2 separate regions of the Homo sapiens genome follow, and region 2 is linked to region 1. A link is a contact called in ENCODE Hi-C or POLR2A ChIA-PET data. All regions are on one chromosome and are shown on one strand. The core of a region is the stretch at or near the end of the contact, and the rest is flanking DNA. Distances in the headings are between cores, read along the strand shown. Region 1 overlaps PM20D2 (peptidase M20 domain containing 2). Region 2 holds the start of SRSF12 (serine and arginine rich splicing factor 12).

Region 1 (4,315 bases), core at 1,061-3,560:
AACAAGCAATAGAAAAACCAAAGAAATTATGTTAATCTTAGCTCTTCCTTTGCAAGTGTCTTTTCTTCTTACACCCAGTGCTTAGAAATAGGCACTCCTCAACCAGTGTTCACTGAATTCAACTGCTGAAATTGTAACAGTTAAATTATCAACACAACTCTTAATAAATAAACATTCCTTTGGGAAATTGTGGGAAATCAAAACACTTTTAAGTTTATACAAGTATTCATAAACATAAAATATTCTAGTTTATCCTAATGCCCTAGCTCTTATGAGTGCTATAGAGGCAATTAAAAAGGGAAAATTTCTTGAGTAGTTCACATGTGGAGAATTTGTTAAAACCGAAAAGCAGTCCAAAATTTTTAAAAGGCATACTAAATATTAGCTATACTCACTATTACATGGTATATAGCAATTTAGTAATTCATAGTACCACATATTTTACTTTAAAAGCAGGTCCCATATTAAGGCCTGCTTTTAAAATTGCCACTAAAAAGAAAATATTTTCAATTTGTATATTTAAACCATTAATTTAGATAACATCTTTTAAAGTCTACAAATTTAACATAGCCAAGAGTTGGTATTTGAGAAAAAGGTTTCAGTACAGGGTGTGAACAATGAAAAATTATAAAGGCATGTAATAAAAATGTTCCATAAAAACAAAGATACCTCAAGCAGGTCCACCTATACCTCTAGTTTAGTTTAGAAACTAATTCAGTATTTTAAGAATCATATAATTTTAAACTTTGCACTAAGCCTAACCTTTTTAAAAAATGGTCAGGGCCAGGTGCAGTGCCTCAAGCCTGTAATCCCAGTGCTTTAGGAGGCTGAGGTGGGAGGACTGCTTGAGTCCAGGAGTTCGAGACTGCAGTGAGCTGTGATTACACCACTGCACTCCAGCCTGGGAGAGCAAGAACCTGCCCATTAAAAAACCAAACAAAAATGGGCAGGTGTGGTGTCTCATACCTGAAATCCCAACACTTTGGGAGGCCAAGACAGGAGGATTGCTTGAGCCCAGGAGTTTGAGGCCAGCCTGGAAGCTACAGCGAGCCCCTGTCTCTATTATGTAAAAAAATAAAAATTTTTTTAAAAAAGAGGTTTTCTTATGTGTACCTGAAGCAAAGTAGTAAGTATATCTTTTCTTCTCCACGTTGTACAAGAGATGACTGTAAACACAAAATTAAAACTCATCTTAGGATCATGGTCCATCCACGAAGCTACTTTAAACTCTGATGATTCCAAGCAAGGAAGCAATATTTGCTTATTCAAAAAGTACTGAATATTCAGAGTAAGCAATATGCTAGATACTGTAACAATTTAAAAATACCAACACACATGTGTATTAAAAAGACACTGGCAGGCCGGGTGCGGTGGCTCATGCCTGTAATCCCAGCACTTTAGGAGGCCGAGGCAGGTGCATCACCTGAGGTCAGGAGTTCGAGACCAGCCTGGCCAACATGGTGAAATGCCGTCTCTACTAAAAATACAAAAATTAGCTGGGCATGGTGCCACACACCTGTAATCCCAGCTACTTGGTAGGCTGAGGCAGGAGAATCACTTGAACCTGGGAGGCAGAGGTTGCAGTGAGCCGAGATTGTGCCACTACACTTCAGCCTGGGCAACAGAGCGAGGCTCTATCTTAAAACAAAAAAAGGAAAGACACTGGCTTCAAATATACAATCTGGTAGAGGAATTAATATACGATTAGAGAACAAGTTTACCACCCTATACCACAAAACACTCTCATGGGTGTCAATTCTGAATATAAGGTTTGAAATCTCTTAAGCTTTTAAAAATACACATAACATTTAAGGCTTACAAAAAGGTTTACTAACATATTTTATAAAAATGATGCCATGTATCCTCCAGGTTAAGAAATGGTATCACTACTGTGAAGGTGAGTGGTTGCGGGGTAAAAAAAAAGAAAGAATGGCATCACATACCAGCTCCTGTAATATCATAATCCTATCAAGTACGGATTTGCAAAAATTTTCACTTTAGATATGAGGTAATTAATATGTTTTCTCCACACCCTGTCCTCACTTATCAGGTAAAAAGAATTTTACTCCTTTAAGATTAAAAAACAAGCATGCCTTCATTAAAAGAGATTAAAAGAAAAAAATCATCACGTCTTCTTGATTTATAAGTGGCCCCTAAGTCTTTTATTCTACTGCATTTACAAACTGTTCTTCTTGAAGTTTCAGTTTAAAGTCCTCTCTGATTCCTTCCAGTAACTCTGGTTTAAAAATAACATCCAGTGCCGTCATTGCCAGAGCTTTGGCCGTCCGCAGAGTGTAGAACTGAGCTTCCTGTGACCCTAAAAGGTAGAGAAAATAAAATACCTCCTTACTTATTTAAGCTGTATTTAATTTCACAGGTTAGCTACCCGTATCTCAACTGGCTCTCCAACTGCCCACCACAGTGCAGTATTTACTGAGGTGATGTTATGTAGTGAAATAGTAGGTTAAACAGAAAGGCAGCTACTACCAGAAGAAGAGTGTGTGTGCCAAAACAGTCACATCCAACAACACTTACCAGCAGCTTCAGTGTACTGTTCAGTATGATTCAAGGCATTAGATCCAATGTGAAAATATGGATGAATTCCAGGAACCACAAAACTAACATTTCCAAAATCCGTAGATCCTTGGAACACACAAAGTTAAGAAAAGTCTATTTAAGTATATGTGGTTAAGTATTCTGGAGTTATGAAGTCACAGTCCCTGTTAGAAGAGACGCAGAGAAGTGAGCTTCTTGGAGAGTTGTCCGTATGCTCATGCTTTCATGGGCTCACCTTCCACTGAGTCTGCCACCCACTCCCCTGTATCAGTCACATCTCTCATGAAGGTCACTGCAAACCTGCCCTCACCTTGTCTCACGGCTTTTACTGGCCCTCTTGGCCAGCACTCCACACTGCCACCTACTCCCTTTCTTCTCTTCTGTGACACAGCACTTGCATGGCTTCCCTTCTGCCTCTCTGATGGCCCCTTCTTCTGTCTCTCTTGGGGATAGAGCCCCCTCTACCTGACGATGAAATAATAGTTACGGGAGACTCCATTCCAGGCCCCTTTCTCTTCTTACTGCATATTCTTTCTCAAGATTTTGTCCGTATGTATTGCTTCAAATCACCACCAACTCAAATCTCTTCCCAGTCTCTGCTAAGTTCCATGCTCATACATCCAGTTGCCAGCCTGGTATCTTCTCTTGGATGTCTTCAAGGTAGATCAAACTTAACATATCTAAAGTCAAACTCATGATCTTTCTCTTCTACCTCCACTCCACCTATCAACAGTACCTGCCAAATATCTCAGAATCCTAACGCTCTTTGCATCACCATCACCAACACCTGTCCTCAGCCTATGCTATCATTATCTCTTGCCTGAACTAGAAGTTTCCTAATTGGTCTAGCAGCATCTACTCTATTTGCCGTCTTTTTTTTTTCAATCTTCATTCACCTTTCCAACCTGATCTCATACCATGTTCCCACTACTCTCGATGCCCTAGCCGCTCTAGACACTCACCATGCTCTCCCTGTCACAGGACCCTTGCACATGCTATCCCTGCATCATCTCTGTAACTCTTACTTAACCTTCAAATTCCATCTTAAGCATCATTTCCTCAGCAAAGCCTTACTTACTTCACCTTCCCATAAAGTGAAATTCCTCTAGCATAAGCTCTCACAGAGATGTATTACTCTCCTTTACAGTACTTTTTAATTTTCCATGTATTGGATGATTTGGTTCATGCTTATGTCAGAAACTAAATTATGAGGCTGTATGAGGCAAGAAATAGTATTTGAAATGACTGTGCATCTAGCTTCTCACAGGATTGACACACAGGCACTTGTTGAATAAATCACAGTAAAAACAAAGCCTTATGTTCACTCAATGGATATTTACTGAATGTTTATTACATGTCAAACACCATGCAGGCAAAGTGAGACTACACAGTGATTGGTAAGAGAATAAAGGAATATGTGACAAAGAGTAGCTAACATTTATCTGGAATACTACGTTCCAAACACAATCCTAAGTGCTTTGTATGTATTCTCATTAATATTTAGAACAGTTTCCATTTTAAACATGAAGAAACCAAGGCTTATGGGTATTAAATAACATGCCGATAGTCTCACAGCTGCTAGTTATGTGGTAAATGCAGACTGAGGCCAGACTTTGAGGCATAGTAGCCTCTATAGAAGTACTGCTTCAGAAAATATTCACTAAGCACTTAACTGTGCCAGAAACGGCTCCACACACTGAGGATGCACAGTAATGGGACATCAGTGAACAGGATGGAAAAAGCCTCTCCAGTGTTTAAA
Region 2 (4,315 bases), core at 803-3,302, 44 kb after region 1:
CATACTGTTCTCCTGGTAGTGAATAAGTCTCACGAGATCTGATGGTTTTATAAGGGGAAACCCCTTTCGCTTGGCTCTCATTCTCTGTCTGCCACCATGTAAGATGTGCCTTTTGCCCTACACCATGATTGTGAGGCCTCCCCAGTCTTGGGTATGTCTTTATCAGCAGTGTGAAAACGGACTAATACAGTGGCTCACACCTGTAATCTCAACTTTGGGAGGCCAAGGCAGGAGGATCACTTGAGCCTAAGAGTTTGAAATCAGCCTAGGCAACATAGACTCCATCTAAAATAAAAAGAGAGAGAGACAGAGAAAGAGAGAGAGAAAGACAGGAGGCCATGTGAAGACAGAAGTGGAGACTGGATCTATGTATCCACAGCCAAAACATGTGTGGGGCCACCAAAGACTGGAAGAAACAGAGGATTCCCCTAGAGTGCCTTCAGATAGATGATGGCCCTGCGGACACCTGGATTTCAGACTTCTGGCCTCTGAACTACAAGAGAATAAATTTCTGTTGTTTCGGGCCACCAAATCTGTGGTGCTTTGTCATGGCAGCCCTAGCCAACTAACACATGGTAAGCATTCTAAGCTTTTGTATTATGAATCCAGCCTGCTCTCCAGCCTCATTTTCCAACTCTTCTCCAGCCTCATGCTCCTGTTTTGCCTCATTTACTATATTGCCTCAAAGCCTTTGCACGTGCTGTTCCACTGCACTAATTACTCTTCTCCATTCTTTACCCATCTCTTCAAGACTTGTTCAGGGAACATAAGTGACCCTCTAGCCTTGCTCACCATCCCACAATGCCTGCTCTCAGCAGCATATAGTTCTTTTCATAGCCCTGTATTATAGTTTGTATCTTTACCAGTGTGATTGTTAGATTCTGCCTCCCTACCAAATTCTAAGCTCTAGGGGAATAGGCACGGTGCCAGTCTAGCCCTGTGCCTGCAGTGCCAGAGCAATCCCTTCTGAATGAAAGAATAGCCACCGTTCCAGTACAGCTGCAGACCCAGGAACCTCCACAGCCTCTGGGAGGGCTGTGAGCTAGAAGGGTGACCACGACATGTATTCTTCAAAGCCTACCACTTCTGCGAGCGAAAAGGGGCACTCTTCACACTTAGGAGTTGCCTGGTTACACTCCCAGCCCTGAATAACAGGCTGTGCCTGCCGGCCACAGGAGCAAGGCGAAGACGAGTCTAACTAGAAGGGGATGGGCTACAACATTTTGGGGGAATAGGGAGAGGGTAATTTAAATTTTGCTTAACTGTCCCTGCATTTAAACTGTTGTCTTCTACATCATGTATTCATTTGTACATTCGTTTGTCCCCCCTCTAGAATGTAAGCTCAGAGGGCGGGGCTTGGCCTGTTTGTTCATTGCTATATCCCACGCTAAGTGCCTGGCGCATAGTAGACGCTCAATAAACATCTGAATGAATGTACTCACAGCTGAGTGTTATGCCCCAAGTGAATAAAGGATGAAGAATCATATAATACTTAAAAATCCAACAGGCCAGGCGCGGTGGCTCACACCTGTAATCCCAGCACTTTGGAAGGCCGAGGCGGGAGAGGCTTGAGCCCAGGAGTTTGAGACCACCTGGGCAACACAGCGAGACCCCGTCTCTATTAAAAAAACAAATCCGAACAAAACCGAGACCTCACAGTTGGAAAGCCGAAGGCTCAAGACCAGAGGGGCAGGAGGCCTACCAACTGCCAAGGTCCTGCGCTCAGGACGATGCGCTGAGGGCCGCGGAGGCTGAGCGGGGGCGCGGTTGAAAGCGGCTCTCACTGACCCCACCTCCGCCCAGCCGCAGCCCCGCCACCACCTCTGGGTCCTCTAACCCCCGGCGTCCCCGCCGCGGCCTCAAGCCCCCTCTTGGCCTCCGCCCTCCTGACATACACTGGCCCTCGCCGCCCCCTCCCCAAATCCCGTCGCACTCCAGGACCCCCCATACCCGGATCCCATAGGGCCTGGGAACGGCCGCGCTCCTGTCTTCGGAATTCCCGCGGCCCCTGGGCCGCGCCGGCGCCGCCCCCGCCCCCGGCCCGTGCGTCCAGGCTGGCGCCGCGCTGCGCCCCCTCTGCGCCGGCCTCTGCGGCTGCGCGCTGGCGGGGCTGAGGCCGAGGGGTGGGGGTCGCGCCGGGGGCCGGCGGAGCTCCTGTGGTGGTAGCAGCGGTAGCGGGAGACGGAGCGAGTCCAGCGGCCGCGGGCAGACCCGGAGGGAACGGAGGAAGCGGTCATGTCTCGCTACACGAGGCCCCCCAACACCTCCCTGTTCATCAGGAACGTCGCGGACGCCACCAGGTGAACGGCCGCGGCTGCAGGTTGGGGGCGCGGAGGAGGGGCGGGGTAACAGCCGCGCCGCGGAGCACGGCCGAGGCCCGGCGGAGGCTCGGGGGAGCTGCGCGGAGCCTCCCCGCGGGCCCAGGCTGCGCCACTTGGGGAGGTGTGAGCCCTCGGACTACTCCGCGGCCCAGGGCGGAACTCGCGCCTCCGCCCTCCCGGCCAGCTTTCAGCCCCGGCGCCGCGCACATCGTGTCCCGGGCCCGCGTCGCTTTCCGCGGTTCAGCACCGCAGCCGGCGGGCCGTGGGACACGGGGCGCCCCTCTCCCGAGCTCAGGTCGCTCCCCGCCGGGAGTCGGGAGGGTTTGCGCTCCAGCGAGTGCCCGCGTTTCAGCTCCTTTGTCGCCGTGCCCCGATAAAATCGCGCGCATCCAACCCTCCTAGATGGAGAGGAATTGGGGCTGGTGAGAACGTTTTGTACCATAATGCGTACTCGGGCCTTACAGTTTCTTTCCCCCAGTTCTGGTCTACTTACAGACGGTGCTGCTTGCATTTTATTCACACAATTTTATTCTGCATACAAAAAATAACTTCAATGAATGAGATCAGTGCGTTTTTCTTTAAAGTTCTGAGTCCAGTATTAACACCCTTTTTAAGGGCGTGAGTATAGGCTCACCTGGTTGATTCTGATGCCCCACCCCTCCGTTGAGAATTTTGTCTACAGAGTGTCTGAACACAGATACTAAGGAATGACTTTTTCATATAGCACTTCCTTCCTTAATGGAGCTGAAGAAATTGGGGGCGGGGGGAGAGGGAACGGTGTTAATAGACATTCTCATTTCACTGGGCTTCATTTACTTCCCCCCAGCCTTTCTACCTATGCAGTACTGTTTTATTGTACATAAGGGAGAGCGGAAACTAAGAGTTTTAATGATTTACCTGGGGCCAGAGAGGTATAGATACATGGAGCTCTTGACTCCATAGTCATCTGAGATGAGTATTATAATTTACCTTTGAGGAGTAAATAAACGTTAAGTATTTTTTATTTTTTAGTTTTTTTTTTTTTTTTAGACAAAGTCTCGCTCTTGTCCCCCAGGCTGGAGTACAATGGCCCGATCTTGGTTGGCTGCAACCTCTGCCTCCCGGGTTCAAGCGATTCTCCTGCCTCAGCATCCAAAGTAGATGGGATTACAGGCGTGTGCCACCACACCCGGCTAATTTTTATATTTTTAGTAGAGATGAGGTTTCATTATGTTGGCCAGGCTGATCTCCAACTCCTGACCTCAAGTGATCCGCCCAGCTCGGCCTCCCAAAGCGCTGAGATTACAGGCATGAGCCACCGTGCCCGGCCAAGTATTTTTTATTTGATCACCGCAAGTACATGTATCACAACTATATGTTGTGGTTAATATATCTTAGTTAACATCTAAAAGGTGCCTTGTTTACATTTCTTCTGTCAGCCTTTTTATCAATATATTACATAGAAAACACGAACATAATTTATGATTTGGGCAGAATTAAAAAACCTTGCAGTTGAACAGACAACTTGAAAATGGAATAAGCATCAAGCCTCTTCAGGGTGTCTGTAGAAAAATCAGAGGTTTCCAATTCTAATGGTTCACAGGGGCCAGCCGGGGTAATATAAACGAGTGAAGCTGCCAGCCTATAAGGCACAGTAGGATGGTGTGGACTATCAAATAGAAATAGAATAGCAAATAGAAAAGGAAATATGCCATCTAAAAGGTGCAGCATCTGCCTCTAGGCTCCAGCTGACAGCTGCCATGTAGACATCTGGACTTATTGTTGATATATCTTACTAGTTGTAAAGAGAAATCAGAAATCTGGATTTTGTATGTGTAATCTTAGTCTTTAGATGCATTAAGTTGAATCATATGAAAATCCCATTCGTGGCCGGGTGCGGTGGCTCATGCCTGTAATCACAGCACTTTGGGAGGCTGAGGCAGGCGGATCACGAGGTCAGGAGATGGAAACCATCCTGGCTAGCACGATGAAACCCCGTCTCTACTAAAAATAAA

What was found. A loop is a pair of places that touch in the nucleus more often than their neighbours do. ChIA-PET counts read pairs that join two places held with the same protein, here RNA polymerase II (POLR2A). Pooled maps may share reads with other maps.
Region 2: a map of sigmoid colon shows a loop between it and region 1 (2.1-fold over the local background). The contact joins the promoter of SRSF12 here to the enhancer-like site in region 1. A Hi-C loop is called at or near these places in 1 of 168 maps with a recorded cell type or tissue (sigmoid colon) and 5 of 50 pooled maps. POLR2A ChIA-PET finds 5 or more read pairs at or near these places in 8 of 52 experiments (CD8-positive, alpha-beta memory T cell, GM12878, H1 and 5 more).

What each region holds. Positions count from the first base shown.
Region 1 is chr6:89,160,111-89,164,425 of GRCh38, reverse strand. PM20D2 (peptidase M20 domain containing 2) reads right to left here. Exons shown (of 7, transcript NM_001010853.3): 6 at 2,536-2,643; 7 at 1-2,317. The coding sequence ends at 2,163. Among named protein-coding and RNA genes, the nearest start is that of PM20D2, 16 kb to the right of the region's middle. Within about 2 kb of position 2,310, at least 8 of the 41 ENCODE cell types and tissues checked have a DNase peak (open chromatin) inside an H3K27ac peak, as active enhancers do.
Region 2 is chr6:89,115,808-89,120,122 of GRCh38, reverse strand. SRSF12 (serine and arginine rich splicing factor 12) reads left to right here and starts at 2,052. Exons shown (of 5, transcript NM_080743.5): 1 at 2,052-2,300. The coding sequence starts at 2,236. It also overlaps a transcript of PM20D2 not described here. RefSeq lists a silencer at 2,199-2,468.